Linked DNA regions of Mus musculus: region 2 is linked to region 1. A link is a loop called in an ENCODE intact Hi-C map of the cell type or tissue named here. Cell type or tissue: heart. All regions are shown on one strand. Links, peaks and the distances in the headings refer to the core of each region. The heading gives the core; the rest is flanking DNA.

Region 1 (2,500 bases), core at 1-2,500:
GGTGAATGATAATTGGATTATCCAGTAATGCCCCAGGGCCAAATGGCTGAGAAAGGCCAGGACAGTGCGGTGAACATTACACTGGTATAGTGAAAGTGACATTACTTTCTAAACCCGAAACTGAAAGCTGAGACAGACAGGCAATGGAGATGGAATAGTTTAAAGTGAGGCCATCCTAGGAAAATTGCAGACAGCCGGGAGGATTAGGTCGGAAGTTCACTTCCCAAGAGATCCTCTGGGCCTAATATGCTAATGGAGGGATTAAGGATCAAGGATGGGAAAAGTCGGAGGGTAAAGCTGTCATTGATTTGTAAAGCAGGAATAAGAGTGAGCTCAGCGGACAGCGCCAAAAGGGAAGGAAAGTTGATGGGAACTGTTAGTATTAAGCTAGATAAACCTTCGGCAGTTAAGGTGCAGGAGGGTCTCACTACTGGTACAAACTGGCAACCGACGCGGGAATCGGGGCTCAGGCGCTCTGGCGACAACTTCACCAGTTCGCATTCTGGCCGTGCACATTACCTGCCTCTCTGGACGTCAACTTAAACAGACGCTCAAAGATTCCGGATTTAACGTAAAGAGCCCTCAGACGCAGCATACCTTCGCTTGGCACGGGAGGGCGAGAAAACGCTCTCCTAAAAATGGAAGAGGACAGGCACAAAACAACTTGTCCTTTCCCATCAATACAAGTCCCCGCGGGGCCCTGGGATCCAGAGGCCCCGAGCGGGAGCGGAGGCGGCTCGGGCCCTCCCCGGAGGCCGAGCTCTGCGGCGCGGCCCACAGGCCTCCGCGAGGCCCAGGGCGGCGCCCGTTCCTGGCACGGCAAGATCCCTCCCCGCGGCAGCACTGACCTGTCCGGGGCCCGGCCGGGCCTGACCGGGCGGGGCCTACGCAGCCCCTGGGCCCGGCGCCGCCTGGAGCGGGGGCCCGGGCGGGCCGCGTCCTCCGCGCCGGGAGCCTCCGAGCCGGGGCCCGGGGCTGCCGCGGCGCATCCGACCGCAGGGCCCGGCGGCCTGGACAAAGGGCGCAAGGCGCGGGGCGCGGGGCCGGGAGGGCGGCAGGCGACGGCCGGGTTGCGGCGAGAGCTCAAGGGCTGCGGCGCCGCGGAGACAATGCGGCGCGTCCGGACCGGCTCCCGGGCCGCCTCCGCCGGGGCGGGGCGAGGGCGGGGCTAGGCGGCGCGGGGCGGAGGGGCGGACGACGCGGCCCGCGCGCTTCCTTTGTGCGCCCGAGCCCCGCCCCGCGTCCTCCGGAAGGCTCGAAGGCGTCCGGCTCGGGGGGCGCCCCCGGGGACCCGTGGCCTGTGACCCCCGCCCCGGTGGCTCACTGTGGGGTCTCGGAGGCGAGTCTTAATGATTGAGGGTTAGTGCGTGTCAGGGCGAAGTGCACGCACCCTCTCCCTTATTGTCCACAATAACCCTCCAAGTGATCATTATCCTCCCCACTGGGAGCGAGGATCAGAGGTGAAGTAATGACCAAAGGGACCCAGTCCTACCTCCATAAAAGGCGTAATCCCTACCGCCAGGTTTAATGTGAGGGTTAACTGATTTACAAATTGCTTGCAGTGCCTGGTGCACAGTGGGAGCCCAATAAATGTTAGTTTTCTTTCCCAAACACACTGTTGTAGCTTGAACTGTCCTGGCGAAGTACCTTCCCGAAGTAAGCAGGCTAGGAGCGCTGGGGGTACAGGGACACGAGAGTAGTACCATCCTCAAACAGCTGTTGGATGGACACAGTGACTCCCATCACTCAATTCCTGACTGCTCTCTAGTATCAGTATTTTCCCATCTGTTCATTATCTTCATTCATACAGGCCTCTACCAGGCTGCCCACCCCCAACTTCACTTTGTCCACATTTTTCTACTTCCTGCAGGCTTACTTCTCTCTCTTCCTCGTTCCCCATTTCTCCTTTCCCCTTTACTTTCCAAACTTTCAAACCTTCTTTGCAGTAAAATTCACATTGCTCATTCTCACACACTGACATTTCGTTTTCAATAGGAAGATGATAAGCAACCAAATACTCACCTTCTGTCACGCCCTTGCCCACTCTTCTGCCCTCCACCTTAATTAACTTCCACTGTCCTGCCAGGAAAGCTCTGTCCCTGGCTTTACAAGCCCAAGTCTTACCCATCCTTCAAGGTCGAGAGACCAGCAGTTGGCAAACTTCTTCAGAAAGGAGCCATATAGGAAGGAACTAGCCTAAGCTGGGTGTCCCAGCTCTTCCAGTGCACACTGTTGCTGAATCTGAGAGCTGCCATAATGGATATGTGAGCGTGGCTGTGTTCCCACAGACCTTCACTGTGAACGCTGACATCTGAATCCCATGTATTTTTCACACATCATGAAATACTATTTTGATCATTGCATTTGTAATGTACAAACATTGGCGAGTTAATAGGCATAGCCTGAGGGCTATGGCTTGCCAACCCCTGCTTTGTAGCAATGCCACTTCCGCTCTGAGATGTAGCCTGCTAATCTCCACTTGGCAGTTACATTCCCCTCT
Region 2 (6,994 bases), core at 2,418-4,917, 160 kb before region 1:
CCTCCAGCATCTATGGCACAGAGCAGTTCTGCGCAGCAGGTCAAGGGGCCAGAGGCTCAGAGGTAGCAAGTCATTTCCCTAAGGTCACACAGCCAGCAGATGGCAGGGCCAGGGTGGAACAGCCTGCTGATGAAGACAAAGCTACTACTAATCTCTGCACTCTGTAGCCTCCAAGCTTTGGAATAAAGGTAAAAGCTGCAGGCCTAATTCTGGGTAGGGGGCCTGGAGACCCCAGATGTGTATGAGCCTGGACTCCTCTGCCTTCAAGACCCCGGGGCAAGTCCCCTCCCCCACTCTACCGGTTCTCCATCTGTCAAGTGTGCTCTGTACCAGATGATCTCCAAGGCTTTGGCAGCGTCTCCGTCATTCCCCAGGATAGGGGCCTCAGCACAGGCTCCAGCAGCCACCAGCGCTGCTAGAGGGATGAGCAGACCTTGAGGGTGGAGGTTGCCCCATCCCCAGCAGCTAATGAGCCTAGGAGAGGCAGAAGGGGGTGGAGTGTGGCCTGAACCCCACCTCTCAGCATAGCCTCCCGAAAGGGAGGCAAGTTTCTCTGCCAGCACCTGCCTAAGTCCAAAGGGGTTCATTGAGGCAAGTCTCTTCCTCAGGTGAGAGAGATGAGGCTAGCCAGCAGGGTACAGGGGTTCTGGAAAGATCTTGGGAGGAGGAAGGATGGCAATAGGAACTGCTGATGCTCCCACCCTACACACTTCAGATAAGGTCTTCCCAGGGCAGCCTCATCAAAGTCCAGGCAGGAGAGTAGGTATTTAAATTCCTGATTAAATATCTTGAGGGACATAGAACTCACCACTCACAGGTTAGTGACTCTATTTCTTATTCTTTTTTTTTTATATATATATGAAAAACATCTTCCACTTTGGAATCCTCCAGCTGGGGTGAACTTAGACCAAGTTTGGTCATTCATTCATTCATTCATTCATTCAAGTTTTATTGATAGGTCCTGTGGGCTAAGCCTGTGCCAGTTTGGGGACAATAAACATGCCAGGGAAAAAGCTGTTGCTACCTTGAGGTATTGTCTATGACTGGTATCCCAAAGCCAGGGAAGAGACTGGCTGGGCTGAAACTGCTCAGCTTGAGAAAAGAAGTCAAAGACGCTTGAGCATCATTAAATAGGCTTTAGTGGGTATCCTCCCACCAAGATTGTGTAACAGAATTCCACCAGGTGACTGTGTTACTGAGAATCCTCTAGTGGGGAGGATTTGGAAGATATGCTGCATTATCCGATTAAAGCGGATCGTGGAATGCTTCTCCTTAGAGTCCCACCCCTGAGGCGGCAACATCACCGTCCTCAGCAGCTAAGAGCTCTTGCTGAGGGCCTGGGTTTGATTCCCAGCACCCACGGTGGTGACTCACAATCGTGTGTAACTCCAGGTCCACAGGATCTGATGCCCTCCTCTGGCCTCTTGGTGCGCATGCACATGGTGCACATGCAGGCAAGATACTTGCACACAGACAATAAAATAATTGATTATTGATATCAATACTATCTTATTGATAGAAGACATCCAGGAAAATGTAGTTCTCAGCACGTGTATCTACCTATATTTCTTTCTCTCTATACAAACACACACACACACACACACACACACACACACACGACAATGGAGCTTGAGGAAAGGAAAATGTTTGGGTGGGGTCTTAGAGTATTAAACACACTGACCAGGGTCTTGCCCTCTTGTCAATGACAACGGAAAGGTTTAGGGGAGACTAGCTGCAGTTAAGGGCTATGTCCAATTGAGTACTCAAAGATTCGGATGTAGAAGACAAGAGGGGTCATCACCAGGCCTTGGGAATTCCTAGAAGCTTGTCTTCCCCTCCTCCAAATCTTGTCTAATTCTCCAAATCTTGAATCTTTAATTCCTGGTTCCACTCTCAATTGGCCCCTACTCTGGTTTAAATTTTAAAAAAAAGGTTCTTGTCATATCTGAACTTGAGGCCGACCTTAGACTCTCACCTCACATACCTTGATCTAATCTTGGCACCCAAACCTGCCCTCTGAACAATTTGCACGTCTTAAGCTTAACTCTCACTTTCATCATCCAACCGAGGCCCAGGCCTCACTCTAGATCTCAATGAACACCTGGAGCAGCAAGCCGCATCCCACAATGCCCCAAACATTCCAGAATTCTGTAGCTGCATTTAGAGTAGCTCACCCCTCCCACACACCCCACTTCGACTCCCAGGTTAGCTTTGATAGTGGTCCTTCCTTTGCCCAAAAGTCCAGAAGGAGCTGCTGTCTCCCATTCTGTCTCAGCCTCAGCCAGCATCTGGTCCAGCTGTAGCTTCCTCTCTCCATCATCCTATCCCACCTCGACCTGTCTCCCATCCAGATCTCTCTCAAGCCCATTTGACACAGTGATGCTCAAGGGACCCGCCCCTGCCCCGCCCCTCACAGGAGCCACGCCCCTTTGGCATTAAGCCGGCCTGTGGCCCTTGCCCCTATTGGAACCCTGACCCCACCTACAGCCCCGCCTGTCCGCCTCGCACCTGCAACTCCTCGAAGGCATCGTCGATGCCAGTGACCTGGTGTTGCTCGTGCAGCGCGGGCTCATCACAGAAGAAGCAGAGCAGTGCGCGGTCCGTGAGGCAGAAGAGCTTGACCTTGTCGTGAGCCTGGCAGGGTCGCGCGGCTCGGCGCGCGTTGAGGATGGCGTCCAGCGGGAAGGCGCTGTAGCGCTCCACGATGTTGGCCAGCTTGAGGCTGGGCGCGAGCGCGGGCTCGGCGAACGTGCGCCGGCACTCCGGGCAGTCGCGGGCGCCCTGAGCCTCCTGCCGCACCCAGTGCTCGGTGATGCAGCGGCGGCAGAAGTAGTGCTCGCAGCCCAGGCTCACCGGGTCCTGGTAGATGCTCAGGCAGATGGAGCACAGCAGCTCGTCCTTGAGGCTGCACGCCATGGCGCCAGGGGCGGCGCGAAGCGGAGCCCGGGAGGCCGGCGGCCGGCGCGGCGCGATTGGGGGCGGTACCCGGGGGCCAGGCCCACGGGGGCACGGGCGACAGGCGCCGGGGAGCGCGGGGGGAGCTGTCTGCGACGCCGGAGGCGCGAGGGCTCGGTGCCGAGTGGGTGCCACCCGGGATGCGAGCACCGGAGCTCGGTTTCGAGGTCCTAGGTGGCCACCAGCGATGGGCGCTGGAGGAGAGAGGCCGAGGGCGTCCCAAGGAAGGGGCTCCAGGCGAGGAGGATCTAGAGGACCAGACACTCCCAAGGGATAGATGCTGCGAGGAGGAGATCCCGAAGAGGGGCGGAATCCCGGGACCCGAAAAGCTTTGAGAGGGGGTCGAGCTGGGGATGGGGAATTCTGCGGGACAGAGCAGCCAGACCCAGCCGCACCGCGGCTTTGCCCGGCAGAGCAGAGGAGGGGTGCCGGCCCACTCAGCTGCCCGACCCTGGCCGCAGATCCCGGCCCCGCGCGGCCCCTTACCCGCACCAGCTCAGCGGCCACCGCTTCGGTCCAGCGCAGCCTCTCAACCCGGAACCAGCCGAGCCGAACTGCCCGGCGCCCAGGCTCCCTCTCCGCCCCCGCGGGCGGGACCCGAGCCGCTCCGCCCCCGCGGCGGGCGGGGGGAGGGGAGGGGCCTCCAGACCCCGCCTCGCTGCCACTGTGCTCCTGACCCCCAGGGACGGGAAAAACAGCTGTTTCTTCTGGGTCTGCACAGCTGTCAGGTTTGTTTAGGGTCCTGGCGGCAGGGGGCGAGAGGACAGCTAATGAAGAAAAAGTGAGAAGATAGCACCTAAGGAACATCTCTCCGGATGATCAATTTGAAGAACTAAGGGCAATAATAACTGAGTATTAAGACAAGACGGTGCTCTGTAGTCTGCATAGAATATATAATGTTTGCATAGATTGTAGTGATAAAATTAGAGACTTGCCCTGTTGGCATGGGCTAAGTTCAAAGTCGCCATTCTCCTAAACCTTTAGGTTCTATTTCCTCTTCCCTTTCTAAGGAGGGCTCTTAGTAGAAGATTGTGGAGAGAACCCTGCCTAACGTCTAGCTCAAAGGTTCTTTCCATTCATCGGATGTTTCTGCATTGCTGTGTGAGCATGTGTGTGAGTGTGTGTGTGTGTGTGTGTGTGTGTGTGTATAAGAAGTTGGAGTAAGAAAAAAAGTATAATGGGAGACCTTGTCATCTCTGCCAGATGGAGGGGAGGAAAGGGATTTCTAAGAAGGTGAAAGAGAGAGACAGACAGACAGAGAGACAGACAGAGACAGGGAGAACAGAAGCATGAGTGGGGGGGGGCACATGGAGACCTGCATGCTGTTCTGTTCTGTTCTGTTCTGTTGAGAGTGGGATAAGGAAGAAGTTTGGGGAAGGTGAAAGGCATGGGCATCTTAGAGAAGAATTTCTTGAAGGTGTTGGGCTTTCGAGCAGAAAAATGGCCTGCCTTGGTTTGGGTTTCTTGGTGTGCAAGATACACACTACATCATCAGTACAGTGAAGGAGGGGGACCCTTTGCATGCATGCAGTGCTAGGCACGGGTGAGCAACTGTGGCAAAGCCGAGGCCTGCAGGAGGAAGGAAAGGCTGGCCCCAGGGAGGTGGTTGCTGTCTCAGGACCTGCAAGAGGTCAGTTTGCACCGTGATTGTCTGTCAGGATAAGACCATCAGGAAAAAAAAAAAGCACCATGACAATTAGTGGTGGATAAAGGGGGTGATGGGGAGGAGGTATTGAGAGTGTGTTGCATAACTTTTCCTGTGGTGACATGAACAAAGGTATATTCATTCCAGACAGGGCATAGTGAACCAGTCGGTTTATTGGGGTTAGTTAAAGGAACATGGGTGACTCAAAGGATCCCACCCCAGCATGGGTGACAAGTCATGAAAGTCACATCCGTAGGATTCCCTGCTCTGCTTGCAGGCAGCTCTGCAGGCCTGACGGTCCCTTCTCCTTAGGGGAGGGGCTCCGTGCATCCTGTAACTGCCTAAGGTTCTTGAGCCTTTGTGATGCCTCCTAGAGTCTTAGGCGCTTTCCTTCTGGAACACTTGTTTCATCCAGAGGACATAACTCTGCATCAGGGTGGCTCCCCAGCACCGGCCTCTTCCACCAGTGTCTTCACCGGGGTTAAACTTCATTGAAGTAGAATTTAAGAAAGAAATGCTTCATTCTGTGAACACGCCCTCCATCACCCTCACCCGGCTCCTGTTTCACAAGAGACAGGCTGGCTGCTCATGTGACAGCTATTCCTTACATCCAGAGCCTGGATTCTGTTTAAGTGACACTCTTTCCAATATGATCATGGGAAGGCAGACCCCACCCAGCTCCAGGAGAGAATTTTGTTTGATCCAAATCATGATGGTTGCATCCCTCTTGTCGGTAATGGATTGGTGGTGTCTAACTTGGAAAAAAAAACCAAAAAAAACAGAGAGAAAGACTAAGGAGAGAGGAGCCTTCTGGAGGCATGCTTTGGCATTAGAGTAGCCATGTTGTGCTTAGTCTGAGCATGCAGCCAGTGCCCGAGGGGAAGAGGAAACTTACTTTGGTTCAGAGCCTGGACTTTTAGATATGTAAGATCTTATTGCTTAAGCAAGTTTCATAGTGGCAGATTGTCATTTGGAAACCTAAAGAACCATGACTGATACATTAACACGTATTCCCCCAATTTTTTTTCAAACAGAGCAGAGTCTAAATTATTGAAGCAACTGGAGAGAAATGAAAAAAAAATGATAATAATAAAAGGCTGGGTGATGTATCAAACAGGCTTTGATGTTCACTGTATATTGACTGATATAGGCAGGTCTTTTACTAGCATCTGAAATACACTACGCAGTTTGCAGACACGCTGGAAGAACAAGAAGACAGTCTTATGCTTGCACAGCGCATTGTTGGATGTGAGTCCCAAAGCAGTCCTCACCAGTTTAGATCATGATCCCAATTTTGCAAAGATGGGTACTAAAGTACTAAAGAACAGAAAACGGAAATAGAGTAGAATCACTAAGCTGTCCATCAAAAACCTTCCTGTGTTGATAGTAAAGAAGCCCCTGAAAGAGTAGCAGCTCTGCTAGAAACTAGGTTCCCCAGCTCCGGCAGAGTGTGGCTTTGCTAACCAAGCTCTTCCCAGTGGACTGTAAGTAGAAACAGGCTTTAAGGCAATGCATTTTTGTTCTTCCATGTGCTGTGTCCCCTTGAGTTGGAACAGAGATATGCCAGGGATTTGGCTTCAATAATAAGGAGCTAACAGAGCAAAGGTGTGGAAGGAACCTGGGCTCCTGAATGACTGTGTGGTGTGGGATTGCCCCGCCCCCCCGCCCCTCCCCCCACATTCACCGACACGGATGTGAATGAATGGTCAGAGCTGAGGCAGAAATCCTGATTACCATGTCAGCCACTTGTTTCTGAGAACCACTTACTAATCTAAGAAGTAACATCAGGATTTTTAGGAGGGGAAGAGGGGGCTCTCCAAGAAATACTGTTGAGTGAAAAAAAAAAAAAAACAACAAAACTATACACCAACACTTAGACACGGGCACATGTAGAATTAATTATACATGAATTTCAGACCAAAAGTTCTGCAGAGTCACGCAGCAATTCTAAGTGTGTGCAGCTGTGAGCTGGAATTTCGAGGGGTTTTTATCTTTCACGCTGTGTAGCTCTACTTTCTTTGTAATAAGAAAACTAAAGATTTAAGTGGGCCTTGTTATTGGTGGATTCCATATGTGCAAGTTCACCTACTGTTAAAATCTGTGTCCTGGAAACTAAGACCCGAGGTACCAACTGTAGACCAATGATAACTGGAAAAAAAAAATCGTCAGTGCTAAACATGAATAGACTTTTAAATTGTCACTTTCTCTTTAAGACTGCTACCTAAAACTATGTCGCATCTTCATAGGTAAGGCGCTACAAGCAACCTATTGGTGATTTAAATCTATGGCTAGGAGTGTATAGGTTATATACAATACAATGCAATGCCATTTCACATGGATTTGAACGCCCATGGATTTTGGTTAGTGTGAGAGTCCTCCAGGATCTTGAAGGAC

Evidence for each region. Peaks named below come from ENCODE experiments on the same cell type or tissue, not always from the same donor. Only the 100,000 strongest peaks of a DNase experiment are listed, where the experiment ranks them.
Region 2: a loop joins it to region 1, with 6 times the contacts of the local background. A loop is called at or near these places in 1 of 42 quality-filtered maps.

Annotation. Positions count from the first base shown.
Region 1 is chr4:128,726,219-128,728,718 of GRCm38, reverse strand. The region is part of intron 9 of Phc2 (polyhomeotic 2); the gene reads right to left. It overlaps Gm33712 (a long non-coding RNA gene), which reads left to right and starts at 1,184. Exons shown (of 3, transcript XR_003955114.1): 1 at 1,184-1,460. In heart, for the core only: a CTCF peak has its summit at 1,365; DNase peaks (open chromatin) are centred at 838 and 1,178; H3K4me3 peaks cover 1,831 bases; H3K27ac peaks cover 2,316 bases.
Region 2 is chr4:128,880,092-128,887,085 of GRCm38, reverse strand. It overlaps Trim62 (tripartite motif-containing 62), which reads right to left and starts at 3,042. Exons shown (of 5, transcript NM_178110.3): 1 at 2,509-3,042. The coding sequence starts at 2,916. It overlaps Gm33760 (a long non-coding RNA gene), which reads right to left. Exons shown (of 3, transcript XR_003955115.1): 3 at 4,754-5,086. In heart, for the core only: a CTCF peak has its summit at 3,667; DNase peaks (open chromatin) are centred at 2,445, 2,945 and 3,555; H3K4me3 peaks cover 1,576 bases; H3K27ac peaks cover 1,225 bases.